Linked DNA regions of Homo sapiens: region 1 is linked to region 2. Evidence: read pairs that join two places in POLR2A ChIA-PET (ENCODE). Cell type or tissue: GM12878. All regions are shown on one strand. Each heading gives the region's core, and the rest is flanking DNA. Links, peaks and the distances in the headings are about the cores only.

Region 1 (15,096 bases), core at 4,641-9,640, 150 kb after region 2:
ATATGTATATACATCTTAAGCAAGAATAGGGTAATATCTCACATCATTTTGTAAGCTGCTATTTTCACTTAATATATTATGAATAGTTTTCCATATCAACAAATATATTTCTGTGACTTTTTAATGACTACATAATATTCCATATGATCAAATCCAGCGGTTTTTATATATTTTGATCTCAAGACTCCTATACACTCTTAAAAATTATTGGATATTCTAAAGAGTTTTTGTTTATGTGAGTTGTATCTGTCAACATTTACCATGTTACAAATTAAAACTGAGAAATTATAAAATATTTTATCCATTTATTTCAAAAGAATAATAAACCAATTATATGTAAAGTAAATAATTGTTTATGAAAAATAATTATATTTTCTAAAATAAAAAATTTTAGTGTAGAGAGGCATTGTTTTATATTTTTGGAGTGTTGTAAAACCTGGCTTAAAAGAAGGCAGCTGGGCCGCGTGCGGTGGCTCAGTCCTGTAACCCCAGCACTTTGGGAGGCTGAGGTGGGCAGATCACGAGGTCAGGAGATTGAGACCATCCTGGCCAATATGGTAAAACACCATCTCTACTAAAAATACAAAAATTAGCTGAGCATGGTGACGTGTGCCTGTAGTCCCAGCTACTTGGGAGGATGAGGCAGGAGAATTGCTTGAACCCAGGAGGCGGAGGTTGCTGTGAGCCGAGATTGCGCCACTGCACTCCAGTCTGGTGACAGAGCAAGACTCGTCTCAAATAAATAAATAAATAAATAAATAAATAAATAAAAGAAGGTAGCTGAATATCCCCTTCTGCATTAAATCTACTATGATATCACATATCATGTAGCTTCTGGAAATCTCCACTGTCTACTTATGAAAGAATGAGAATAAAAAAGACAAATGATGTTGTAATACTATTAAGAAAAAGTTGATCTTCCAGATCCCCTGAAAGTGTCTCAGAGATGCCTGTACATGAGTTCCTGGGACCCCCAGGGAGCTCTGCGCCACATTTTGAGAAATGCTGATCTAACCAATGCTTGATTTGTAAACATCTGTATTGTATATAAACTGCATCTTGTTCATAGAAATACTTTCAAGATGCTTGAGTACATTATTAATAAGCTAAGTGAAAGACTAGAATGTCATTCATTGGAATGCAGCATAAATTTCCAATAATAAAAATAACAACCACTTATGAACTGCTTTATATATGGTAGACACTTTGTTAAGGACTTAAGAGGCATTTTCTTAAAACATTCTTACCGCATATTCTCACTCATAGGTGGGAATTGAACAATGAGATCACATGGACACAGGAAGGGGAATATCACACTCTGGGGACTGTGGTGGGGGGGGAGGGGGGAGGGATAGCATTGGAAGATATACCTAATGCTAGATGACGAGTTAGTGGGTGTAGCGCACCAGCATGGCACATGTATACATATGTAACTAACCTGCACAATGTGCACATGTACCCTAAAACTTAAAGTATAATTAAAAAAAAAAACAAAACAAAACATTCTTACAACACTGAGGTAGATAATTCTGTTTTTAATTATACAAAGGATGCAGAAAAGTTCAGCAATTGCCAGTGTTTCAATGAGGTCTTCCTCACTAGAAAGCCCATACTATCAATCAAAACAGCATATACTCCCTCCCATGAGGCACAGCAGTTAGAATGGGAGCTGAGTACAGGTAAGAAGTAGAGCTGGGTGGTATATCATGTCGTGATTTGCTATTATATTAACGTATCAATATCTAGATAATTTCATAGAACTTATCTACATAATTGTGAGAACTTGATTTTTCAAACAATTTTCATTTTACCTACTAGATACTTAGGTCACTGTAGATGTAGCAATTAGATTCAAACCAAGACATTTACATAAAATCAACAACATGATGATGTAATTTTTGTATAGATGTTTTCTGCTATATCTTCCTTGTTTTTACTTTAACCTTCCATTATTTTTATGTAGGTGCCTTTTCACACCAATGAATAAGTTCATTGATCTGATAGTAATAACATGTAATAGCTTCCCTTATTGAGAAGTTCCTAAATACTGACTCTGTGCTAACTGCTTTCTATGTATCATCTCTTCTTAATCCTTAAAACAACTCTACAGGGGTAGGTATTAATTACCATCACTCCACACATGAAGAAACTGACGCTTAAAGAGGAAAGAGGCAAAGCAGAGTAAACTAGGACCGAACCAAAGGCTATGTCTTTAACCACCTTCTACCACCTTCATGGCAATCATATGTCCTCCATCTTTTTATGCTCTATAGCACACAGTAAATGCCAGAGGACTGCAAAGTAAGGATATGAAATCTTACAACCAGCATCCCTACGTACTGTGGTCCTCCAGCTGAAGGTGTGTGAGCCACTTCACACAGAGGACAGCAACTCGGTACTCAGATCCTATTTGACTCAGCCAAGTCCAAGATCTGGCCAGTATCTCTCCTCTGATCCACAATGATGACAAGTCATAAAGCACAGCATACACTGTGATTACTTCTTTCTTTTAAAACAGCATCAGTCATTTCAGAAAGGTTGGATTACACAGCATGTTGAAAATTCACAACATTTATTTCTGGAGTTGACACTGACCATTGGCTCAGATATCTATGTCAGTTTCTGGCATTAGGCATAAGAAGAAAAATAATTTTCTGTGAAAGCATTTGAGGGGGTATGATCATAACAACCCTATGACAATTATAGAACATAAGGATGATGCTCCTTAAAGGAGGTTGAAATTTATAAAATACACTGAGTCTCCTAAAATGGCCCGAAAGGCTTTGGAAGAAAGGTTTCATGTAAAATAAAATAATATTTTATATAAACCCAGAAGAATATAGTTTATAATATGCATGTATAGATACTTATTCATATTAACAAATGAATGTAATATAGTTTACTGAGAATATATTCATAGTAATAGAATAAGATACATGCCTGTAGACCAGATGTCATCTTGAATCCCCTGAGAGATCTGGAGCAACGTAACCTCAACTCCAAACCCATAGCCAACTATTGAGTGTTAATTGTGTGTCAGGCTGTAGCAGAGACTGCTGGTTGCCTACACAATAGCCATTCTCCTTTTAAATTTAGAACCCCAGTATCGCTTAGGATGCCAAAATGCCCAGTAAAGATGTTTGCCTTCTCAGATTCCCTTACAATCAGGGGATGCCATGTCAAAAATCTCTGGCCTCTGACACATAAGCAGAAGTCTGATAGAGATTTCCTGGTAAATTTTTGCTTTTCCTGACAAAGGCACTACCTTCTTCCTTCCTCTTTATTCGTCCTGCACTGGACAGGAGGCTGGAGGCGGAGTGGCCATCTCGTGACCATGACTCAACAAGTGTGAAAAGGCCAAGAGCAGAAAGTTAGCAGGAGCTCAAGACCCTGGCCCTATCTGAGAGCCAAGGCACCAGTCCTATATGTTCCTCAGGACTTCCTGACATCCCAGGAAAACAAATTCCAACTTGGTTAAACCACAAGAGTTGAAGTTCCATGACATGTGTCCAAGCACATTCTGGCTCAGCCACAGGCACAGTGCATGGCCTTTAGACACATTGTTGCCTTAAATCCTCAAAACAAGTCTATACGTAGGCACTGTTAGGTCCATTTTATAGATGTTAACACTGAGAGTTACCTAAGAAACTATCTCCCAAATGTGAAATGCTGGGCTGAAAATGAGAAAACATAGAAAATCTGGATTTATGGGCAACGGAATATAATGCCCAGATATCTCATGAGTCATAATTAAGTAGCAAAAATAAATAATTCACAAGGAAAATGAACAATAATGGTCTTCTCACTTGTCTGGCACACTCCTGCTCCTTGTTAAGCCCCAGCTGAAATGCCAACTCCCTGTTAAAATCTTCGCGGACTCCCCCAGGTAGATCAACTTTGCAGTCCTCTCTCCTCACATAGCCCCCTCTAGTAGCACTTATTGTGCTTTATTATAATTGATATGTTTATGTGTCTCAACCACCAGACTGAGCAATTTGAGGATAATAATCAGGTCTTATTTATTCAAATATTTCTAGGGGTAAGAGCAATGCCCAGCATAATGGATGCAGTGCATCGTTTGAATTGGCAAAGCCCTCATTAGTCACATTTAAAAAAAAAAAAAACTGTTTTCTGATTTTCAGATGGAGATCCACAGCAAATGATGGGATGCTACAAATCAGCTCTAATAACTGAAGACAAATTACAAATATAGGAAATTAATGATTAGGAGAAATCAAAAGGGAAATAAATTACAGAAAACTGAAAAATGTAATAATGCAAATCAGGGGTTTCCCTGAATTTATGTGTAAAAGCAATGTCTACAGAATTTGCAGCAAAATGAAGCCCATCTTCTTTGGTTTTGGTTTGACTGTTAAAAACCTGAAACTTGTTTTTTCTTTTTTGCAATTGCCTTCAATAAGACTGGAGTCATGACTACCTTTTTGCTTTTGCTTTTGCTTTTTTTTTTTTTTTTTTTTGGCAAAGTCTACAAAAATGAGTATTTGAAAACTTTAGGACAGGTTTCAAGAGGTAGGCTAGTGACCATGCAACTTGTAGGAAAATACATGTTGTCATTATTGACCTGAGAAATGCAAGGGTACAAGTGACAAGATTCCATTTGGTTGGTGCTACTACTGAACACAAGGGAAGTGGGGCCCTAACCTCAGCTCCACAAGTTAAAGGCCACCCTCTGGCCTCCTTCATCCATTTCTCCCTACTAGACAAAAAGGACATGTCCACCCAGAGCCTGTGTCCCCATTTCTGGGATCTCGGCTCACTGCAACTTCTGCCTCCAGGTTTCAAGCGATTCTCCTGCCTCAGCCTCCAATGTAGCTGGGATTAAAGGCACCCGCCATGATGCCTGGCTAATTTTTGTATTTTAGTAGAGACGAGATTTCACCATGTTGGCCAGGCTGGTCTCAAGCTCCTGACCTTAAGCGATCCTCCCGCCTCAGCCTCACAAAGTGCTGGGATTACAGGCATGAGCCACCACGCCTGGCAATCCTACTTCTAAGGCTAATTGCAGCCTCTCTCTTGGGTCAAGGGCAGACTGCTCTAGTTCCAGAGGATGGCAAAGAAGTAGTAGAGGGGTATGGGGAGTGAACAAAGCTCAAACTCACAGGCAGAGATGGTCCCACACAAGCTCCCAAGGTCCCTTACTGTGTAGCAGGAAGCGGCCACCGGCCAGTACTGTCCCTCCGAACTGCCACGTCTTGGTGCGCTTCTCCAAGCCAACTGACAATCACAAACTCCAACCTGGCCTTCCAAGTCCTTAGTGGGTATTTTTATCAAAGTAAGAGGGTAGAACATTTTTTACTTGTTTGTGATCCTGATTTATAAATTAAAAATTAAAACGTGCCTTGTAACTAGACTTCCACTTACGCTCTTGCCCTGGGCACCCTTAATGTGAGGAGTTAGCAGTAACGATAGTCAGTGTATAAAACTGAGAAAGAAAAAGATAAAACTGGCTGGGCGTGGTGGCTCAGGCTTATAATCCCAGCATTTTGGGAGGCCAAGGCGGGCGGATCATGAGGTCAAGAGATCGCACCATTGCACTCCAGCCTGGTGACAGAGCGAGACTCCGTCTCAAAAAAAAAAAAAAAAAAAGAAAGAAAAAGATAAAACCTAGAAGACTAATAGATTAAAAGGCTTCCCTCTCCAAATTCACAGTAAATGTGAACTCTGAGATGAGAAAGCTTCAGACCCTAAGAGCACATGACACAAAATAGATGCTGATTAAACACTTGTGGAATGAATTAATGACGAACAAGCACGTATTGCATGTTCAGCTCAATAACAGCACTGTCTATATGATGTAATTCGGGGTATACAGAGAAGCTGAGCATGACCAGGACCACCTGCCACCCCACTGGACCTCACAGAGTCCTACGAGGTCCTCAGGTGACCTTGGCATTTCCTCTCCTGGCCACTCCAGTGCCTCTGGATCCCTCCATGCTGTTCATGGGATCACCATTTTTTTTGAGTTCTCATCCTTTTGGTTTTCAGACAGATTTCCACCCTTCTTGACGTCTCAGCAATATCTTTGACCTCTCCCCTCGTTTTATCCACCCTCAGCCAATCAGAGGCAACACCAGAACTCCCAATCTCTGCCCAACCCCCACTCCCAAATTCCTGCAGCAATCACCCTGTACTACTTCCCCTTGTAGGGGTGCCACTGAATCTTTCTTCTCTGTTATATGTAACAACGATGTCTTACTTAATTTTGCTTCCCCACAGCACCTGGCACAGGGCTTCTCACCCAGTTGGCACTGAGGAACATTTGTGGAATATTCATTGAATGAATTTTGGATGCAGTAGAACCATTTTAAAACAGTTTTATGTTCCTAAATTCCTACATGAATATTTTGCATTAAGAGCATAGGTTCTGGCGTCAGGCTGCCTGGATTCTAATCCTTGCTCTGCCACCTCCTACTTGTGTGATCTTATGCAAATCAACCTTGGTTTCCTCCTCTGTAAGATGGAAATGATGACAGCAACTACCTCATAGAGTTGCTGTAAATATTCATGGAGTTAACACATGTAAAGCTAAAAAGTGCTTAGAACAGTACTTGGCACACAAGCCTTTGATACGTGTTAGCTTTTGTTGTCGTTGCTGTTGTTGTTGTTCTTGAAACACAGTCTCTGACACCCAGGCTAGAGTGCAGTGGCACGATCTCGGTTCGCTGCGACCTTCACCTCCGGGTTCAAGCGTTTCTCCTGTCTCAGCCTCCCAAGTAGCTGGGACCACCGGCGTGCACCACCACGCCCAGCTGATTTTTTGTATTTTTAATAGAACAGGGTTTCACCATGTTGGCCAGGCTGGTCTCGAACTCCTGACTTCAAGTGATCCGCCCACCTCAGTCTCCCAAAGTGCTGGGATTACAGGCGTGAGCCACTGCACCCAGCCACTTGTTAGTTTTTATTTAATCTTCTCAACAAGCTTACTTGGTAGATACTATTGTTTCCATTTTCTAGATGAAGAAACTTAAGGTGCTTGGAAGACTAAAGTAATGTGTCCAGCCTCACAGAGCCAGTGCTCCACAACTGAAATTCCCACCAGGATCAACCCACTCAGGCCCAGGGCTACGGACTCCTCACTACATCATTGCACTGCACAAGGCAGTCACTAATGAATGCCCTGTGACTCAACATGACAGAAACAGTGGAGCAGACACCAGATAGGTGCAAACCCGTCAGCCAGAACTGCCCTGTGGTTTTACTCTCTGAGAATGGGGAAGCACAATGAGGGTAATTCCTCAAATCACACAGCCCTTTTGAGTCAGGCCTGGGAATCAATGTGGACTGAGTATTTGCTTCCCATGAGACTTCAGACCTGCCCCACCACCTCTCCGGCACCAGGAACACACTGTGCCTGGTGAGAGGGGATGTGGTTCATAACTGCCCCACTTAGGCCATATAAAGGGCCACATGGAAGCCACAGGGGAAAAATAAAATGAGGTTCTGCAATGCATCCCAAGGTAGCTTAATATTTAATAGTTTTAGAAGCAGAAGACTGGCTAAAACTCCATAGGCACCCAATAAACACCTGGGAGCTTGTCTCCTTAATAGAACTCTCCTGAACCTGACAACTGGCCAAATCATTGCCTTTAAGAGCCATCTCTGTCCCCCACCCCCACTATATTGGCCTCTGGGTTCAAGCGATTCTCCTGTCTCAGCCTCCCGAGTAGCTGGGACCACCTGCGTGCACCACCATGCCCAGCTAACTTTTTGTATTTTTAGTAGAGACAGGGTAGTAAGTAAGCCCTTAATCAAAAGGCCTTTGAAAGCAGAAGAAGCAATTTTCATTCCAGTATGAGATTTTAAGTTCTCCAACTCTTAAGGATTTGAAATGCGAAATTTCTTTATGTTAAGAAATTGTTTTTAAGAACATGTGCCTGGCATATCCCATGTCAGGGGAACATACCAGAGGAACTATAGAAATAATTCCTGATGCCAGTAAAAGCAAAAACAAATAAGCAACAGAACAGATGCTAGAGTGTGCTCAAGTTATTCAGTAGCTTGATGAGGTACTTTTTTCTCATATTGGGTTTTTTTGATTGCTGTTTTGCTTTGTTTTGTTTTGTTTTAAGGTAGTGTCTCGATACATTGCCCAGGTTGGTCTTGAACTCGTGGACCCAAGCGATCTTCCTACTTCAGCCTTCTGAATAGCTGAGACTACGAGTGCACACCACTCACCTGGCTCAGATTAGTTTTTAATCTTCTTGTCTTTTCTTTTCTTTCTGAAACTGGGTCTTGCTCTGTCACCCAGGTGCAGCGGCATGATCTTGGCTCACTGCAATCTCTGCATCCTGGGATCCAGTGATCCTCCCACCTCAGCCTCCAAGGTGTGCGCCACCACGCCCAGCTAATTTTTGTACTTTTTTGTAGAGACAGGGTCTTAACATGTTGCTCATGGCTGGTCTCGAATTTCTGGGCTCAAGGGATCCTCACACCTCAGCCTTCCAAAGTGCTGGGATTACAGGAGTGAGCCACCACGCCCGGCATGTCAGACACTTTAAGGTCATTATTTTTACTGTAATCCCTAATTAATAATTTCCTATTTTTTAAAGGCTTTCATTAATCATTGAATTATTTCATGTTTCAGATAGGTGTAAACCTATTATTTCATGTTTGGATACTTTGGTAAAACAAATTTAAGCAATTTCTTTAAATTCAGGTCTTTGGAATAGATTGTTTTTGAAGTACAGTAACCAAAAGCTAATTTAAGTTAATCTAAATTTAAAAATCAGTATTAACCAAGAAATTTAGTTCCAATTTTCCAAAGTTGGAAAAATCTACAAAAGAAAATAACCACAAAAGCTTTTTTCTCAGGGTTCAATGCTTAGGTAAATTATGCAAAATAACAACGCATGCTAATGTAAGAAATATGCTTTTAAAAATGTTTTTCAAACTACAGGTCATAATCCACTGGTAGATCATAAAACCAATTCAGTAAGTCACAAATAGCATCCCTTTTGAAAAATGAAAGACAATTTTAAAAAGATAATTATCAGAATACTTTGTAGCTGGTAGTTATATTTTTGCAAAATTTTTGTCTCAACTCTTTATGTGAATACACACACACACGTATATTTATTGGTAATGGGTTGTGATAGAAAAAAATTTTTTTTAATGTGGGTTTCTCTAAAATATGTTTGAAAGCCTTGTTCTAGAGATGTCCTTCAGTTAACACATCCTCTGCCCATGGACCATGTACATGTACAGTTTAGCACATTCAGTCAACAAAAGTTTTTTGAATGCCTATGTGAGAATTAGCATTCTTGCTCATGACCCAGCGCCCCAAACTATCTAAGATTCATTTATGTTAACCATACTCCAGTGCATTTTAGCATGGATTAAAATGAAAAAGTATTTAGGCCAATCCAAAGGTAAGCAAAAAATTAAATTAACTAAAAAGCCCCATTGTTCAAACACACTGATGGTTGTTTATAATAACCCTTTGGAAACTTGAAACTGAAAACTACTTCCTTAGCATTTTTTTCCTCCATCCTGTACACACACTGATAAGTTATTGTGGGCAAGAAATGTTTGGGAGGATATGAGTTAGCACAGAATTTTTCATTCAAGAGAAAAAAAGTGTTATATTTATTTTGAGAAGAAATGTCATGCAAAAATTACACAGATTCATAACTTTTAAGCTGTGTGTGCTTTCTAAAGTTTGACATTGTCTCTTTCAGCACAATTTCTCAATCTATTTCAATGCTATGAACTTTTATCATTATTTAAAAATTACTTTTTGAATAAAATTCCATCTCAGTTACATAGATTCACAATTATAAACTTAAAAAGATTATTTAGTTTGTAGCTTAGAGCATACCAGAATTTACTCATATTATATAATAAGATTCTGCATTTGTAGAGAAAGACTTTGCTGAAAACATTAGTGTAAATGCTAATGGTTGTTAAGATGGTTGTTAAAATTTTTAAATCACTTTCATTTTGGGTATTTTAAGTAATTTTGGGGTGCCTTAAGTGCTTCAGTGAAATATCTCTCAGAGTAAGCCTTCAAAAAATGTTGATTAAATGACATATTTGGAGAGATAATAAATGAGGCAATCAAGCAGAAGCAATAAAAACAGGTGAAATCTATTGAATACTTGCTATGTGCCAGGAACTAAGCTTGGCATTTCCATGTGCTCTCTCATTTTATCCTCACAAAAATGTAGAAGTGGATACTAGCATTACGGCCATTACACAGATGAAACCACTGAGACTTAAATAACTTTTTCAATGTTCCACAACTGGCAAGCGGAAGAATAGGATCTAGGATTTGAGATGGAAAAAAAATTCAATATTGGATCCAAATTCTAACAATCTTAAGTGAATTCCTTTGAGCTGCTTTATTTTTATGAAAGAGCCTTCCGGCCGGGCACAGTAACTTAGGCCTGTTACCCCAGCACTTTGGGAGGGTAGGGCGGGCAGATCGCTTGAGCTCAAGAGTTCAAGACCAGCCTGGGCAACATGGAGAAACCCCACCTCTACCAAAAAAGATTTTAACAATTAGCCAGCTGTGGTGGTGCACCTGTAGTCCCAGCTACTTGGGAGCCTGAGGTGGGAGGATCACTAGAGCCCAGGGGATAGAGGCTGCAGTGAGCCAAGATAGCACCACTGTACTCCAGCCTGGGCAACAGAGAGACACCCTGTCTCAAAAAAAAAAAAAAAGAAAAGAAAAAGAAAAAAGAGCCTTCCCACTTCAGCCCCAAGACCAGAATGATTTGCCCACTTTTTGGAGTCTTTGGGAAATGGAATACATATTTGAGAGACAGACTTATGTCTAATCTGCAGGAACAATCTTTCATGGTAGAGGTGGGAGGAAATGGGGCTGTGCAGTTGTGTCTTGCGGGGGCCTTTCAAGCTGAGACATTGATCTGCTCAAAGCAATTTCTCTCCTTCATGCTCAATGGGACCTGACACTTTGGTGTCCTGGATCTGTTACTCATATTTCTGTTCTACTGGAAACCTGCAGACTCTCAGCTCTTCCCACGGAGGCAGGGCCAGGTTGTTCACCACAAAGCACTGGTTGCTGGTTGAATCAAGAGTAGGTGGACCGGAAACCAGTGGGTGGCTTTATTCAAAGGGTCTCACCCAACAATGGCAGTAGAATGAGCTAAGCTAGCCAAGCTAAGTTCCTCTGGAATTTGGCTCAGGAAATACGGAGAAGCGAATGGAAAAGAATGTGGAGAGAAGCTGAGACAGTAAGAGAGAAACTATATGGGGCCAAAAGAGAGAGTCAAGAAGGCAGAAGGCCCCTAGAGCTGGCTTTCCGTTCCAGCTCCAATCCATACATGGCTATTCATACTTCATTTTTTAAAAAAAGTTTTTAAACACCTCTTTTTTTCTTAAGGAATCCACTGTTTCTTCTCCTAACTGATCTATTGAAATTCTCACTGTGACTATGAAACACGGAATTAAAACCATAGACACTACTCCATGAGCATCTATTAACAATGATCTCATAGTAACTCTATCACCCAGACCTTGTCAAAGAGTGAGAGAGGCCTGTGCTTTTTCCAAATGGTTCCTGGCATATGTAAAAATGTCAAAACACCTGTGTGCAACTTGTAAAAAAGTTAAAGCTTTAGTTTAGCTTTTTAAAGAAAAGGTGGACCTTTTCTTCCTCAGTCTTATCAGTGGATCTCTGTGACCATGCAAAACTCAACCAGAGATTGTATCAAAACTCAGTACTTGCGGCTCTGAGTGAACATGAAGCCAAATAACGCTTTGGGCTCCCCCTCTGCTGTCCTTGATATTGCTTTAGGAAGGAGAGGCCAGGGCCAAAACTGTGGGGGAAAGGGAACACAGGATAGATGCGTAGGGCAGGGGGGACTTCGGTTCCAGGGAAACAAAACTGCCAAGTCTGTGCTGAAGAAGACCTTCAGTAAGTGGCTAAACGGAAGTGCCAGGAACACATGAGAAAGATGAGATGAGGGAGAAAGAAGGAAGACCTCATAAAAGGCACGGGCGGCTGGGCGCGGTGGCTCACGCCTGTAATCCCAGCACTTTGGGAGGCCAAGGTGGGCGGATCACGAGGTCAGGAGCTTGAGACCAGCCTGGCTAACATGGTGAAATCCCCGTCTCTACTAAAACAAACAAACAAACAAAAAACCCCACAAAAATTAGCTGGACGTAGCGGCGTGCGTCGGTAATCCCAGCTACTCTGAGGCTGAGGCAGAATTGCTTAAACCTGGGAGGTGGTGGTTGCAGTGAGCCGAGATCGCGCCATGCACTCTGGGCTGGGCGACAGACCAAGATTCTGTCTCGGAAACAAAACAAAACAAAAAAACAAACAAACAACAACAAAAAAAGGCACGGGCGACAGGAAGAAGTCAGTGGTAAAAGGCTCACTTCATGCTTTTCCCCAGGGTCTGGTTCTCAGAATACAAATACACACATTTGCTTTGAGCTTCGGTCTCTTGATCCTGATCTCATAACATCAGCATCTGCATCCCGCTGTACAGTTTACACAGGGCTTTCACCCACATTATTATACTTAATTCTTACACCACTAGGAGTGGGACAATATTCTCTTATTAATCCATTTTACAGATGATAAAGTGGAGGCCAAAGCTATTAATTTTGAGCAGCACAAATCCAGGGGTGTTTTTTCCATTGCACTACTCTGGAAACAGGGAGGTAAAAAACTTCTCTCAGACATCACCACCTCTGCCTTTGCCCGTTCATGAGAGTCTGAGATAAAAGAAAAAAAGAGAAAATCTCATTTATCTACAATGTAGAAATTTAATTCAATATTAATGGATATTTCTGCTATAGTTATTTTATATGCAGGACTTTTGAAGGATTCACCCTCAGAAGACTCTATCCCTTCTTAGTGCTCAACTATATATATCACTTCTTATTTTGACATAAAAGATGAATATTTCATTTAGGCAGGCTTATTGGAAAGGGTAACACACTATCTTGGTTGCCCTACTTTAAAAAAGATTCTTTATGCTTACTTGAGGTTAAAAATAGCTTGATTTTGCAGCAAAAGCTTGGTACTGCACATCCAAAACAAAGTGTACCAGATTAGGCCCCCAGAGCTGGGCTTTTTCACTCTCTCCAGTCTCTTATTTTTCTCTTAGTCTGCTTGCCCAACCTCAAAAATTCTTGACGTGAAACCAAGTAACTTCATGCTTATTTTTTAAATCTCAGTAAATGTGAGGAACATTTACCATAGGAATAATGACAACCAGCATGTACTTATGTATCAGTTCATGGTTCATAAAGCATTTGTATAAATATCACATGCCAATCATCACAATACACAGAAATTACTATTAACTTCATATAAATATTCATAATCAGAATCAGAAAGATTGAGTAACTTGCCCAAAGTTTCACAGCTAGTTGGTGGCAGATCTGGGACTATAACCTAAGCACACTGAATAACTGAATGTAGAGAGAAGACACTTATTCAGTGTCTTTTCAATATTCCATGATGATTTCTGCATCAACAGTAAGTCCTAACATGATAATTTATTTATTTAACAATCAAGCAACAAAACCCTATTCGTTAATTCATCCATTCAATATTTTCTGAGCCCTTTCTGAGTACCTTTTCTAGGTACTGAGAATACAGCAGGGAAAAAATAGACAAAAATATTATATTCCAACTGTGAATCCAGCTAATTATTTGTGCGTGTGTGAATATATATATTTACATCGCATTACATTGTATTAGGTATTAAAAGTAATCTAGAGATGATTTAAAGTACACAGGAGGATGTACATATGTTATATGCAAATACAATTTTTTTTTTTTTTTTTGAGACAGTCTTGCTCTGTCGCCCAGGCTGGAGTGCAGTGGCGCAATCTCTGATCCCTGCAAGATCCGCCTCCCGGGTTCATGCCATTCTCTTGCCTCAGCCTCCCGAGTAGCTGGGACTACAGGTGCCCGCCACCGTGCCCAGCTAATTTTTTGTGCAAATGCAATTTTATATCAGGTACTTGAGCACCTGTGGATTTTTGATTTTTGACTAGTGTGTGTGCATGTGCGTGTATGCCTGTATATACTTATATACAAAACCTTGAGATATGTTATGTATGTGTGTGGGTGCATGCGCCCATAATGCTAAATAGTAAGAAATATTAAGGAGAAAAATTAAGCATAGATGGAAGCGGGAACAATTATTCATGTGCACCAGGAGAGTACACCTTGCTCATGGCTGCTTTAGTTTTATGGTTTCAACAGTAAAAGCACTGCAAACAACCTAACTGTTCACTTTCATGAAAATGGATAAATACTATGTGGCAGAGTTACAGAATGGAATATTATGCAACAGCAAAAATGTATGATCTAGGTGTACAAGATACAATACAGCTTAATGATAAAAATATAACCTTAAGTGGGGAAAAACAGAAAGTCTCAGAAGACTACATACACTATCATGTCATTTTTTAACCAAAGGAAAAAAAAACAAGCAAAACTAAATAACATACTCTTCAGGAATACATACATATGTGGTAAACATATTTTAGATGGTTAAAAATGCAAACTCTAGTAGGAAAGTAGAGGGTTGGATCAGAGAAAAACATACAGGGCTGTTTCATTGATGTTGAGAATGGTTTAGTACCTAGGATGGGTGGTAGGGTCATGAGTTTTCATTTTATTATTATGCTGCAAAACTTCCATATATGTTATATATATTATCGTGTATTTATCAAATATTATATGACAATAAATAATTAAAAACGGATACGAGAAGAATACTTAGAATTATGTTTTCTTATCATTTCAGATTTTTTATATTACAAAGTTGCATTTTATATTTGAGCAGCAGGCAGCCAAGAATATGTGTACGGTATACTGAAGTTTACAAAGGCCTTTCTTATAACATCTTTTGAAAATCTTGTATAGTAGTTATTATTATACCTGCCTTTCAGATGAGTAAACCAAGGAAGAGCTTAAGCGATTTATTTAATCTCACATGACCTGCGAGTAGGAGAGATGTCTTTAATCGTCTAAAATTAATGCTCCTATAACCATTTGGAAGCATAGGGCTTTCTTGTTCAACAAAAGACCAAATGAATCCTAGAACATTAGAGCTGGAAGGAGTTTAAAGATCAGACTTTTCA
Region 2 (15,096 bases), core at 4,608-9,607:
CATCTATGTTATTGCAGATGACAGAATTTTCTGATATTTCAATGCCGAATGGTATTCCATTGTGTATATATACCACTTTTTCTTTATCCATTCATCTGATGATGGACACCTAGATTGCTTCTATATCTTGGCTATTGTGAATAATGCTGCAGTGAACGTGGGAGTGAAAGTAGCTCTTTGGCATATTGATTTCAATTCCTTTGGATACATACCCAGAAATGAGGTAACTGGATAATATGGTAATTCTACTTTTAGTTTTCTGAGGAATCTACATACTGTTTTCCATAAAGGTTGCACTAATTTACATTCCTACCAACAGTGCACATGGATTCCCTTTTCTCCACACTCTTGCCGACGCTTATTTCTTTCATCTTTTTGTTCATATCCACTCTCACAGGTGTAAGGTGATATTTCACTGGGGTTTTAATTTGCATTTCCCTGATGATCAGTGGTAATGAGCATTTTTTCATATATCTGTTGACATTTGCATGTCTTCTTTTGAGAAAGCACAGTTTTTGATTAGGTTATTTGTTTGCTGCTATTGAGTTGTCTGTGTTCCTTACACATTTTTGATATTAACCCCTTATCAGATGTATGGTTTGCAAATATTTTCTCCCAATCTGTGGTTGTCTCTTCTGTAAACCAGGATTCTTATAGCAGGAACAGCCATTCAGCAAGAATTTATTGGACACCTATCTGGTTGACAAAGAAAGTGACTGCAAAACTAGAAAAGTATTTATGGAGCTCAAACAGATTAGAACCTCTCTCATATGGACAATAAAAAGAATGGCTCAGGCTTGCTCTAGGAGTAGCTTAGAGGCCAAGGGATGATCTGAGCACTGGAGGGATTTATCAACCTGGGGCTACTTAAAATCACCTTAGAATCTCAGTCTTGCAAATTGAGTAATAAGTTGTGCAGCCCTCTAAGCCCTTACCTACCCAGTTTATGGTCTTTTACCATGATATATGCCATTCCCCTCCTCATCGCACATTGCCTTATGGCCCATTGCTTCAGAGAGTGCTGGCCACAGGCAGGTCTGGGGGTCCTTAAACGCAACTCAGCTGCCCGCTGCTGTACCTCATGGCTCTGCATGAGAGTGACTTCGGCACACTGAATGGACCTACTTTTGAACAAGCACTCCTCAGCACTCTATGTGCCAAGCACTGATGGTTCTAAAATTTTTACAAATAATAACTCATTTAATTGGTTTTCTTAAAAATTCTATGAGGTAGGTTTATTATCCCAATTTTACAAATGAGGAAACTGAGGCACAGTGAGGTTAAATAGCTTGTCTAAGATCCACAAATGGCCCACTACCTTCTATAGAATGGGCTTTGCCTCATAGATCCTGGCAGCCCCTCAAGGCAGTGCAGCCCCTACTCTGGCTTCCAGAGGAAGTGGCAGACTTCTAGGCAGACATTCCTCATTAGCAGCTTGTGCTAGGTCAGCATGGCCTCCAAAATTCACATGCTTCTGCATCAGACGTCTCCTACCATCTTTCTTTTTGATTGTGACCAATTTTCACTTCCCTTCCTCCTTCCTTACTTTCTTTTAAAATGAGATTTTTGGTGGTGGTTATTATTTGTAGGAGAAAGATCCCTTGGGACAGAAAATTGTCACCAAGAGAATGATCCTGGGAGCAGCAAATGGTTTGCCCTGTGTTTCAGGAGGCCATGGAAGTAGGTGCTGTTAATATTTTGACTTAGTTATCTTAGATATTGCTATCAAGGGATGCTAATAGATGTGCAGAAGCTTGATGCAAAATTTGTTTTGTTCTTTGATGAAATTTTTCAGTTAAGCTCAGTGTGGAAAGGAGAATCTGTCCTTTCCCTTATCCATGGGGCAAAAGAGTCATCATCAATATGTGTCTTACAGCCTAGGTTATTCATCTGGTATAATCTGTAGAAACTGGGGTTGCGGGGGCATGGAATTGGAGAATGAGTGCTTCAGCAGAACAGTCTACTTAATGTTCCCTTGAGATCGCTCTACTACGTTAAATGGAAGAGACACCCTCTCCTTCTCCCTGCAATATTCTGGGCTTCTGTGGGTATCTCCAAAGAGGATATGTACACACTGCCACCAGGCACACACAATTGCATGCACTCTCACACTCAGGAATTTTGACAGAAGAGTCTAGGAAAGAGAAACACAACATTACCCCCATGGCCCACACCATCCCCTTAGAGGGAGCATTCTAAGAAGCAAAGACAGATGTTTACTTTCCACCCCCAAGGGCCTACCAGTCCAATACAAAGTCCCACCTACCAGTGATACTTTCTTTCATTACAGAAACACTAAGAAGAAATAGAAAACATGAAACTAAAGAATATTTTTAAAAATCTTGGGTCAGAACTAATTCTTAGGCAAATACCCATCTCATTGAATTTCTATATGAGAATGGCTTTTGGTACAAGAGATATCATCCCCTCTCCAGAGCAAACCCCTGAAAGGGCAGAGGAAGGGAAGGAGGATTTATTTTTCTAAGTATACTTGTTTGTCTCTTGTTCCAACTAACGTATGAAATAACAGAGGGCAGGGGCTATGCTTATCTCACCCACAGCTAATCTCTAGTTCCTGGTGCATTGCAGGCACTTGATCAATGTCTGCTGATGTTTTTCAAATAAATAACCAGGGAAACCCACAAGTATCCTGGTACAACAGCCAGATATATTCCCTCCCTTCTCAAATTCCTTTATAAAGAGGCAGCTCAGAACTGCCTGGGTAACTCCCTTAAGAGTAGTTCCTCCTAACCTCTGTAGATAGGGATTGCCACTGGGGCTCAAAGAGAACCACGAGACAAGGAAGTCATCATTATAACAAATCACACATTCAGGTCAAAGACATACTCAGAAACTGCAACCACCAAATAAATGCCCTATAACCAATACATTGAGATCCAGAATTGAGAAGCCAGTCCCAGATCACAAGCAGAAAGCATAAAATAGTTAGTCAATTCAGGACACAGAATTCAAAGCTGAGATGTGGGGCCTAAGCAGAGATCAAAGGTGTGCAAGGTACATGGAAGGTGTCCAAAGTTAATCGTATCACATCAAATATATTTAAAACATAACTCATCTATGGGTGAGTGGGTGGACCTAGTTTATGGTCTTTTATTGTGATATATGCCATCCCCCTCCTCATTGCACATTGTTTAAACATTTCTAAACTTTATGCAGTAAAAATAAAAAATTTCCCTTTATGGCAAAAGAGAAAAAAAATGTTAGTTTTTATTCTCAAAACCTGCTCCTCAGCCTCGACAACTCCCCATCTCAGCCGCTCCCTCATACATTCAATTACTTGCATGAGAAGCCGGGAACCATTCTTGACTCCTCACTAAGTTCCATTGATTTTACCTATTAAATGTTCCTAGAATATGTCACTTATTCTACACTTGCTAAGTGTTTCTGGAACATGCCCCTTCTTTTGGACTTGCTGAATGTTTTTTGGAATATGCCTGATATAGTTTGGATGTGTGTCCCTGCCCAAATCTCATATTGAAATGTAATCCCCAATGTTGGAGGTGGGACCTGGTGGGAAGTGATTGGATCATGGGTGATAATTTCTCATGAATGGTTTAGCAGCATCCTTCTTGGTACTGTGCTCAAGATAGTGAGTTCTTGTGAGATCTGGTCACTTAAAAGCATGTAGCACCACCCCCCTGACCCACCTCACTCTCTTGCTTCTGCTTTAGCCATGTGACATGCCTGCTCCCCCTTTGCCTTCCACCATGATTGGAAAATTCCTGAGGCCTCCCCATTATGCTTCCTGTACAGCCAGCAGAATTGTGAGCCAATTAAAACTCTTTTCCTTATATATTACCCAGTCTCAGATATTTCTTTATAGCAGTGCGAGAACAGACTGACACAATGCCTCTTCTTCTAGACTTGCTAAATGTTTCTGGAATTTGTTCCTTCCTCTGTACCTACTGCTGTATTTTGTGCCCTAGTTAAAGACAATTTTCTCTCATCTGGGTTATAGCAACAACTTCCTAATTGGTCTGCCAACCTTCAGGCCTGCCCCACCCACCTAGGCTCCCCTGTCTAGACAGGATGATCTTTCTGACACACATTTTCTTCTTTCCCTTAAATAGAACCCAATTATATAGAGACCTACAATGCCTTGTGCTGTGCTAACCTTCCCAGCCCCGTCTTACATCCTTATCCTTGATGCTCTAATAATGCTTCACAATTTGTAGTCACGGCATATGTGTGGCCAGTCGTGCTTCTGTGACTTTGCTCTTCTTCTCTCCATCAGCCTTCTCACATTCTTCTTTTAAATATTTTTGTACATTTAATTTTTATATTTACTAAAGTGCTAAGTGAACAGAGTTTTATAAATAAAATAACCAACTTCTGTTTCTGGCAAAATGTTAAGCTCTGGATCCCAAAAAAACTGTGTGATGAAAAACAACTAGAGACACAGTGAATAACTTTGTTTTCCTCTTTGGCCATAAAGGGAAACTTTTTATTTTTTACTGCATAAAGTTGAGAAATGTTTAAGCAGCAAGAATAATATCCTGAACAAAATAACAAAAGTGAGAAAAAGGTTGTGAATTAAGAAACAAAGGATTGCCCTAAAGTGATCTATGAAGTTAGGTAGGGCTAAACTCATAAAAGTTTGCTGCGTTTAGCTGAGATGCTGTTATTGTTGTTTAGGGGTGTGTGTGTGTGATTAAACCAATCAAAGTTTATTCAGGTAAGTGATGGTGGAGTAGGAGATACTAGCCTTCATCCCCTCCACAAAAAAAAAAAAAAAAAATGTAGATCACTATTCACAAAACAAAATATCTCAGAGAAGGCTCAGAGGCTCATTGAAGAATAGCAGCAGCACAGTGGTGAAAAAAAAATGAAGAAGAGCCACATAGAAAGGGTTGCTGGTGAGACCGGTATACCTGAGATGCCAGGGCATCCTAAGAACAAAGAACAAAGGAGGAGGCTACTGGCCAAGTGAGGGGAATCAACATCGTCCCAGGACCTATTACCCAGAGGACAGTGACATCTCTTGACACTGAGGTAACCAATGGCCATTCCCACCAGGTAACCCCTTCCTTCCATAAGAAGTGGATGCTGTTGGTTGCTTTGAGAAAGAAACCACTGCCTCCCCCAACCCAATGCGTGCCACAATCCTGGAGCTGTGGCCACTCCACAGGTACCCACATTTCAGACTCAGGCTCTGTGGCTGTAATGGGTCTCTACCCACATCTGAGACACTAAAGCCATTGCCACGGTGAGCTAGTTCTCACTTTGGGCCTGGGAGCCAAGCCCTTGCTGTGCCTGCCTGTGCTCCAAGCACCAGCTCAGCCAACAGAGAGAGGCGGACCCCACCACAACCCTTCAGTGATGGTTTAAGTAAGGATGGACTTCTTCCTTCAGCCAGAATACACTACTTTTAAGCTATCTAACTTTATGATTCCAATGAAATGTAAATAATATATTCATAAGAATTACATCAAAACTGTATTCTGAAAATACTGTTAGGAATTATAATTCTATCAAACTTCAGTAAGAACAAATGTAGCATCAACTAAATAACAGCAGTTAAACTAAAAAGAGAGAAATCAAAATCACTTCTAAGGAGAGAAAACACGGGAGAATGTCCTGCTGTGAGGATGGAAACTGAATCAAACCTGCATGTGAACCTGGATTCTTGAGACCTCATACATAACCCTCCTCCTTCCTGCAGGCCTGGTTGGCCCAGGAGCTGCTCTGACCCTCTCAGCCTCTGCCCAGCACTGTTTGTTGAATAGTAGCAGCAAAAACACCCTTTGTGAAAAGCTGGTCTAGGAGTCCAGCAAGACAGGCCAGGAGGAAATGGCGGGGCCTGCACTTCATGCGCAATGATTACACAGGCAACCTGGAGCAGTGCAGTGACCAGTGGCCTCAGAGACATCCATGAGATTGAGATGGTTATGTTTCCTTCATTTGTTTCAGTTGTAAGCTCTAGTTGTGACCTCCGCATCAGTACTCATGTCTTTCCAACTGGAATGTTTTCCAGGGCCTGCTTATACCTCCGAGCCTATTGTAACCACCATTCCCACAAGGGTGTCTGGGCTCTGGGCCCGCAGCCTAGAACCTTTGCATCTGAAAATTAAGCTCCCATTTTCTGACCATATTTATGGTGAGAATTGTGCAAACTTTTACAAGGTTAAACAGTTCCGTTTGTTCAATGGCCCTGGACTGCGGAGTGTTCTCCAGGCTTTTCCAAACCCCAGAGACTTATCTAAATTATCTAACTTGTGAGAACAAGATCGCTCATGAGAGAAAAGTGCTTTCTCTTTCAGAATGAGCTTTAGAATCAAGAACTCACTTTCTAAAGGCAAGTTTGTGCTTTGACTTTTGGCTGCAGACTCAACCAAGGACTGAAGAGAAACAAAAATTTGTCAATGTTGGAAGCTCAGTAAATGTTTCCAGTTGGGATTAATTCATTGGTTAAATGAGTCTGACACAGATGACATATCTCAATAGATGTGGAAATGAGGTTCTTTCTGTTAACTGGGGCATGAGCTTTCAGTGTACTGGTACTGACTTTTCAAGGCCTATTGTACACCGTGGGCCTTAAAAAGGCACTTGGGTTATAGCAGCCAGGGTTTTCCCTTGGGGTCTTGGGATTTGGGGAGCACTGTTTAGAAACATCTGTATGGGATCTTATGTTTGGAAATTGCCTCCCAGTCACCTCTTTCCTTTGCTACAGCACTGGAAATATGAGCTCCACAGTTTAGCTCAGTGACAGGAACTCTCTATAGAAATCTGCAGCTGCTCAGACCTCTCTCATGGTGTCTCATGGAGTGCAAATTTGGCAAAAGTCCCCCAGAGCACTTATCTCAGAATCTACTAGGGCCAATTGTGACATTTCAGCCTCTGTTCTTCCCCTTCCCTAGTACTTCAGGCATAAAGTACCAGTGAGTCAAAGAAAGAGGTGTGTAATTGAAACCACCTTATTGAAAAGCTGTAATGGGTTCTGCCACGTCCCTCCAGCCCAGAGCTTTTGAACAGCCTTCCTGCCACCCTCCCTCCATGCATTCACTTTCATTCATTCAGTGAGCATTTATGGACCGCATATTAGGAACAAGTCTCTGTGGTCAGTTCTGTGGGAGACACCCCTCTCTGGGCCTTCCTGTATTGTCCCTAGAATCTTCTTTACCTCCACTTTTCCCCTCTTTGGTTAATCACACAGATTCTGCTGAGAATTGTGCCTTTACACAAAGATTGAACAGCCTTGGAGGAGGGTAGATCTGTGTGAAAGATCCCCAGCTGTGCTCAGTAGAAATGTTCCATTAAATATCTCAGTCTTTATCACGAGGACATCACAAGCTGTTCTAATCATACACTGTCCGGCCAGGCTGAATGGTGGCAGAAGCATGGGGCCCGTCTGACACCCCCTGCCTGCTTCCTCCATTTGGAGCTAGATCTTAAGGGGTGAACAATGTCACTCTCACCTCACAGTGGACTTTGCCCTGCAGCAGGAGACTGGTGTTTCTGCTTTCCAACTAGTAAAACATGCTTTAGAGCCCTGTTCATCCATTTTATTCCAGGGAGGACAATAATTTTTACAGGTGCTAAAAAATGCAAACATGTGAAAGCTAGTGTTCTTAATAATACTTAGATTAAGTTTTGTGATGTTGTCTCAGAAAACATAATTCAGATGCCCATGACCTCTGTTTTTTTATTTTAAAATCAAAGTGAAAATATTAATTTGCATTTGGAATTATCTAAGCTTGCTTGATACAATACCTGGCACTTTATGGATGCTCAAAGAATATATTTATTTTATGAATAATTTGATCGGGACATGAAATATGATACCTGAGAGGAGGAATGTATGTTGGAGGTGAGAGCATGGGTTCAATTTTAATTCTGGACATAGATTAGAAATGTCTGAGGAACAGCCAGCATAGGTGACCAGTTGATCATTAGAAATGTGAGACTACCAATCAAGAGAAGAATCAGGAACATTCCCTCCTTCAGGGAGCCTACTTGTGGTTCAGCCTCCCCAAGCCCAGTATGATGTACTTGTACGTTTCTCTCACAGTTATTACCTGTGATGATTTTTATTTAGCTCCATCATTAGAGTATTGGCTCCTTGAGACCATGGACTATATGTTGTTGGTCAGTTTTATCCCCAGAACCTAGTATGGTCCTAGCACAAGGCAGACACTTAATGTTTGTTGACTGAATTATGAAATGAGTGATATTTTTTTAAAAAAGTGAATTGACTTTCTTAAATCCTCAGCACTGTTCTTGACCCACCCTTTCCCTTGACATCCCAAGTGTAACAGAGTCATTCCATTCTGCCTCTTTCTCCAGGGCTCATGAAGCTCACCTGGACTATGACAGTAGCCTTCTTTTATTTATTATTTTTTGAGATGGAGTTTCACTGTTTCACCCAGGCTGGAGTGAAGTGGTGCAATCTCAGCTCACTGCAAACTCCGCCCCCTGGGTTCAAGTGATTCTCTTGCCTCAGCCTCCCGAGTAGCTGGGATTACAAGAGTGCACCGCCATGCCCAGCTAATTTCTGTATTTTTAGTAGAGACAGGGTTTTGCCATGTTGGCCAGGCTGGTCTGGAACTCCTGACCTTAGGTGATCCATCTGCCTCGGCCTCCAAAAGTGTGAAGATTACAGGCCTGAGTCACCGCGCCCGGCTGACAGTAGCTTTCTAATGGAGCCATCTGCTTCCAGTCTTGCCTCTCAACCCCCAATTCATCCTGGACTCCTTGCCATAAGTGACCTTGCTAAATGGAGATTTGCCTCAGGTAACTTCTCTGCTTAGAGGCCTGGAGTAGCTCCTCATTTCTTTCCAGATAAAACTCAATCCCTTTCCTAAGGCATGTAAGACCCTCTAGAATCCTGCTTCTGCTTACTGCCCTAACCTTCTTTATTGCACCTCTCCATTATCCAGGCTCTGGAGCCAGAGAAACTTAGGTTTCCAGCTCAACTACTTATTCACAAAAGTTCAAGGGCAAGTGTTTTCATCTGGACTTCAATATTACGAACTACACAATGGGTAAGCTACTGCTACCTATTTCTGAGGTTATACTGAGTATCAGATTAAAAGCAAACATGTGAGGTGCTTATCTTAGTAACTGGTATATAGTGAAGGCTAAATAAATGTTAGCCATTACTTTTGTTATTATGAGCATTCTTTTTCAAAAATTACTTGCTCACTCTTCTTTGTGTCCTATTCAAACACTATTTCTTATGTCTTCTCTTCTTTGTCCAATTAATTCCTCAATATTAAAGACTCAGCTCTGATTACATTTAACCAAGGAGGTCTTTCTTGAGCCTACTGTTTGACTACCTCTATTTATCTCAGTGTTTTATGGATACTTATTTTATACATAGTTATTTCAGAAACAGCTTTTAAATGAATGGAAATTAATTATTGAACTCATCTAATTGTTCCACTATAGTATGAGCTCCTCAAAGGCAAAAGGTCATTTAATGTGGTCTCTAGAAAATAGCAAGTATTCAATTAATGCTTCATGGAGGAAAGAAGGAAAGAGGGAGGGAAGGAAGGAAGAAAGGAAGGAAGGAAGCTTTAAGAGAGGTAGGAAATTCAAGAGTAAAGTAGGTCTTAGCAAGAAGATAATGCTCAATTTAAGAGACTGGTATGGTTTGGCTGTATCTCCACCCAAATCTCATCTTGAATTCCCATGTGTTGTGGGAGGGACCCAGTAAGAGGTAATTGAATCATGGGGGCAGGTCTTTCCCATACTGTTCTCATGATAGTGAATAAGTCTCACAAGATCTGATGGTTTTGAAAAATGGGAGTCTCCCTACACAAGCTCTCTCTTTGCCTGCTGCAATCCATGTAAGATGTGACTTGCTCCTCTTTTCCTTCCACCATGATTGAGAGGCTTCCCCAGCTGTGTGAAACTGTAAGTCCAATGAAACCTCTTTCCTTTGTAAATTGCCCAGTCTCGGGTATGTCTTTATTAGCAGCATGAAAATGGACTAATACAGAGATACTGAAGTGATTAGAAAACACTTCCAAAAGTCTCTTGGTCTAGAGCCCAAGAGAAAGACTAGGGGCAAAGACGTAGACTTGGCAGATGTAGCATATGGGTGGCAGTTTAAGGGCATGGCAGTAGATGTAATTACCTTGACAGGATGTTCAGAAAGAGAAGTCAAGGAAGGATTGACTTCTGAGAGACACCAATATTTAAAGGGCAAGCAAAAGAATGCCTAGCAAAGGACTATCTGTTTCCTTCCTTGAACCTAGGTATGGTTTCAAAATCCCTCACTTGTGACCCAAATTGCTATTTCAAGATGAAGAACATTCCATCTCTCATTCAAGGGGCAAGGAACTAGGTTAAGTAAATGTTATTGAGTCATATGCTGAACAGCTGTGTCCTTCTCCAGCCCTATTTCTCACCACTATTCTGCAAGAAACTTTGGCTTTTGCCAAGTCTCTCCACCCTCCCCAATTACGTACTCTGTTTTCCACCTCCACCTCCACCCCTACACTTCCATTCTGCGGCCTTTGCTTATGCTGATCCTCCTATCTGGACTGTCCTCTCCGTTCTTTATCTACCTGATGTTCATTTGGTCTCCAATGCTTCTTCTAAGATCCATCACTTGCATGCAGTCTTCCTCAGTTATTCCAATCCACACTGACATCCCTGTCCTCTGATGTCTAGGGATTTGTGGCACCCACACTTATATTGCCTTTTTGTTTGTTTGGTTATTCTCAAATTGACCTCTCAGCGAGAGGGTGCTCCTTGATCAAAGGAATTATGGACTGAGAATCTATGGCCTAAACACTGGTGTCTTAGCTCCCAAAATTCATAATGAGTTTATGCAAACTTTTATGCCCCCTCCCCTGAGCACCCCTTCCCCACTCTCTTCTTAGAGACTTCCTGGCTGGAGGAAGAGTCAAGCGTTAGCTTTGGCCTGGGTGGTCTGGCTTTATCTAGATGAGCAGGACAGCTACTAAACACTGAAAGGTCTCCTGTGGCTTGAAAGAGTTAAAATACCTCCTGGAGGGTCCAATTTCCAGAGAGCTAACTCTTTCAAAGCCAAAATTGGCAAAGATAATCTACCCCCAAGCTGGAAAATGTAGTTAAAAAGTCAGTGGAGGATAGGGCAAGGAAAAGATATTGGTAAAGAAAATGCCTTTTCTTTCAAATGGGTTGAGTTGGTAACTTGAAGACACAGACTTAGACAACAGGACTCTTAATCCTGAAAACTTTGGAATGTGATTGCAGAGTCTGGGTATTGGGGACGAAGGTGCTCCTGGGCTAGGGAAGGGCAGGCTGGGGAAGGGCCAGGCAAAGCCATTGTATCTGGTCATTGAGAAGATTGGTGTGTGAGAAATGAGGCCTCTTGGCTGCAGCTGTCCCCTGGGGCCCATTAGGGCATTCACACTGTGTGACGACTGAGAACAGGCAGGTCCCTAAGCCAAGACCCAGGCCCAGGCCCAGGTTCATAGAATTCTGGGTGTTCCCAGAGTTTGATAGAAGCCAAATGTTTTCATTTCTTATGAAAATTCCTTTCAGAACAGCCTGTTTAAGATGAACTCAGTCGGTGCTAGTTCTGCTTTGCATAGGAAAGTCTTTAATGCTAAACAGGATGTTTTCAAGAAAGAAGGGACAATAACAATATTACTAAATAGACCATTTAGAGTCACTTCCATGTGCCAGGCAAAGTGTGAGGGCATTTATGAACATTCCCACTCCCATGGAAGCTGGGTGCCTTTATCTCCATGTTGCAGATTAGCTAACTAGAGTCGAGGAAGGTGAAATAGGCTAGTGGCTAAAAACCTTGGAGCAACATAGATTTGTTTTCAGATCAACATAGATTTGTTTTCAGATCCCAACTCCATCATATCTTTCATTGAAATCTTTCCTGAGGGCCTATTGTGTGTGCATGGATTGGGGATGCACATCACTTAAGAAGACAGACAAGGTCCCTGCCATCACTGAGTGTACATTTTGTCCTGGAGTGGGAAGGGAAGAGAGGAGCGGAACTGATAGAGCAAACATTCAACAAGATAATTTCAAATGGAGATATTATGAGTAAAAACAAAATAATGTGAGCAGGAGGGGAGTGGATAGCCAGATGCAATTTCAGATAGTGATGTATCCTAGGTCACATGGCACTTACGTGCTGGTTAAAAACTACTTAACCTCTCTGGGCCTCCGTTTTTTCATCCATAGAGTGGGTACGTCAGTAGCTCTCACCTCATAGTCACTTCCAGGATTATGTAAACTGTGAAGTTCCTGGCACACAGTAGGTGCTTAATAAGTGCCAGCTCATTGGTATTATCAGGCAAATCACTTCCATTTACAGGCCACCACCCTCCTGTGAACACACTTGTCTTTTATACATTATCTTGTTTGTTTCCAAGTCACTGCTGTAGAGGTTTGGATAGTTGCAGAGCTTTCTCTTGATTATAAACTCATCTGTATTCCCTCTCCCTCTGCCTCCTGGGACCCTGGGTTGACAGGGACCGAACAAAAAGCTTGAGAAAGTGCTGCTGGCTGGGGGTGATGTTCCAAGTGAAGAGAGATGGGGAGAGACAGGGAGGGAGGGAAAGGGAGCATTCAGTGAACACCCACTAATGAGGTAAGTTTATAGGTCCCTTTGTCCTAGATTCTCTCTTTTCTTCCTCCACCCCAACCTGCCACCTGGAATTCTCACTAACTGCTACATCCATTCTGCACGGATTTTTGGTCTCCAGGGAACAGAGCTTTATTAAATATAAGCATGTCACCTAAGAAAAGTGGGGGCATCTATTACTCAGTCCATAGAGGTGAGTCCATCAGGTTACTTCGCCAAGTGTTGAATCTGAAGGAATGAGCCACAGGTAGGGTTGCTTAGTCCAGGGCTGAGGATACCAGGCAAGTGGAAGCAAGTCTGTGTGGGTTAGAGGGTATGGGAGAAAGAGCCAGAGGTTCTAAAGGAAAATGCTGCCTGTCTCTCTGAACTCCCCAAAACCCACTGAGAAGCCCCTGAAGAACAGTGCCTAGGGACAGAGGAGAGGCTGCTGGTGGTGGTAGCCCAAGGCTGTCACCTCAGCCTTTGCTGGCAGCAAAGGTTGCCTTTTTCTTTTTTCCTTTAGGCTTGGAAAAAAACACACAGGCTTTGGGGCCAAACAGATTTGAGTTCAAATCTAGCTCCCCTGCTTACTACTATTTTGGCCTTAGGAAGTTACTAAGCTTTTTGGAACCTCTTTTTCTCATCTTTAAGGGGGTATTACTACTACCTACCTCCCAAAACTATTGTATGGATTATTCATTCATGAACATTTACTGAGTGCTCACCAAGTACTATGCAATTCAGTGTTCTATGAATATGTTTCCTCCTTCCTTTAGATATGGAGGCCTCAAGATTAGCATAGCCCAGATTTAATTTGGCCTTCTATGAGTTCAAAACATGGCTATTGTACCAATGGCCTATAAGAAATTTAAAGAGCAGGATGGCAAGGCTAGATAATGCCATTGAGCACGATGTTCATTCATTTAATATACATTTGCCAAGTGTCCTTCGTGTGCTGTAACCAGGGATGCCAAGATGACCAGAGCTCAGTCCTTGCCCTGTAAACCTCATGGTCTCATGAATAAAACAGACTTAAGAACAAATGATGACAACAACTGAATCAGGGCTGTGTTAGAGATGTAAGGGAGATACCATGGGTGCACAGAGGAAACCCACGCTGAATTCTGTCTAGAGAGGCAGGGGAAGGATTTTTGGAGGGGGTTACATTTGAGCTGAAAGATAAAGTTTTCCAAGCTGAATGGAGTGCTGCAGGAAGGAGATACTCTAGGCAGAAACAGCCTATACCAAGGCCATGAGAGAAGTAAAAGCAAGAGTTCAGCATGGTCCAGCCCAGGGCAAGGTAGAAGAGTGATAATGAAGGGAAATGGAGCTGAAAATACACATGTCATCTGTGATGGTTAATACTGAGTGTCAACTTGATTGGACTGAAGGACACAAAGTACTGATGCTGGGTGTGTCTGTGAGGGTGTTGCCAAAGGAGATTAACATCTGAGTCAGTGGGCTGGGAAAGGCAGACCCGGCCTTAATCTGGGTGGGCACCGTCTAATCAGCTGCCAGTGCAGCTAGAATATAAAGCAAGCAGAAAAACCGTGAAGACTAGACTGGCCTAGCCTCCCAGCCGACATCTTTCTCCTATGCTGGATGCTTCCTGCCCTCGAACAATGGACTCCAACTCCTTCAGTTTTGGGAATCAGACTGGCTATCCTTGCTCCTCAGCTTGCAAATGGCCTATGGTGGAACCTTGTGAAACCTTGTGATTGTGTGAGTTTATACTTAATAAACTCCTATATATACACACATATATATAGATATATATCTCCTATTAGTTCTGTCCTTCTAGAGAACCCTGACTAATACATCATCCAAGGAACAGGATCTCAGATAAGCCATGGTGAAGCTGCTGTGTGACCTGAAGGGCTCCCCACACTATCATGAGAACCACTATACTATGAAGAATAAATGAATAAATGATGACTGAGTAAATGAATGAATAATCTATATGATGTCTGACAGTTCACGAAGTGCTCTTGTAATATATTGCTTCACTTAAAAGATGGGGGAAATTATTGTGCTTCACTAAGTTAAAAATTCTTTGCACATGACATCACCCATGGATCATGGCACCACAGTCCTAGGGCACACTGTGAGGTTGATACCCAGGTGTGTGAGGGCATCTGATTGACTGTCCACAAAATCCTGCCTGTATCTTGTTCATGAAAGGCCCCCATCTCTATTGGTAGTTAGGACCTAAGAGGTTTGTGGCCTCCAAATCCACGTCACAACAGAGAATCCATACAGCCCTGCACAGTGGGTGAATTTTCATCCTCTGGAATCGGCCTCTTTTCAGTCTAAATCCACAGACACCACTTAGCAGCTGTGTGACTTTAGGCAAATTACCTAAACTCTCTGAATCTTTCTTTCCATATCTGCAGAGTGCTCTCATGTCCCAAATTGCCAGGGATAGCTCAGAATTATGCCTCCTGCTCTGATGTAATCATTGACAAGGGCTCCTTTCACTCTCCAAAGAATTCAAGTCTAGATGATAAATTATGTCACCACTCTACCCGTGTGCCCTCATCTCTCTTCTAGGATTGCTG

What was found. ChIA-PET counts read pairs that join two places held together with the same protein. Peaks named below come from ENCODE experiments on the same cell type or tissue, not always from the same donor. Only the 100,000 strongest peaks of a DNase experiment are listed, where the experiment ranks them.
Region 1: POLR2A ChIA-PET joins it to region 2 with 6 read pairs; 3 of 35 experiments call an interaction of 5 or more read pairs at or near these places.

The regions. Positions count from the first base shown.
Region 1 is chr11:110,789,744-110,804,839 of GRCh38, reverse strand. No RefSeq gene overlaps it. Among named protein-coding and RNA genes, the nearest start is that of ARHGAP20, 85 kb to the right of the region's middle. In GM12878, for the core only: no CTCF peak of the experiment used is centred there; a DNase peak (open chromatin) is centred at 7,239.
Region 2 is chr11:110,943,562-110,958,657 of GRCh38, reverse strand. No RefSeq gene overlaps it. Among named protein-coding and RNA genes, the nearest start is that of LINC02550, 150 kb to the left of the region's middle. In GM12878, for the core only: no CTCF peak of the experiment used is centred there; a DNase peak (open chromatin) is centred at 6,787; H3K4me3 peaks cover 431 bases.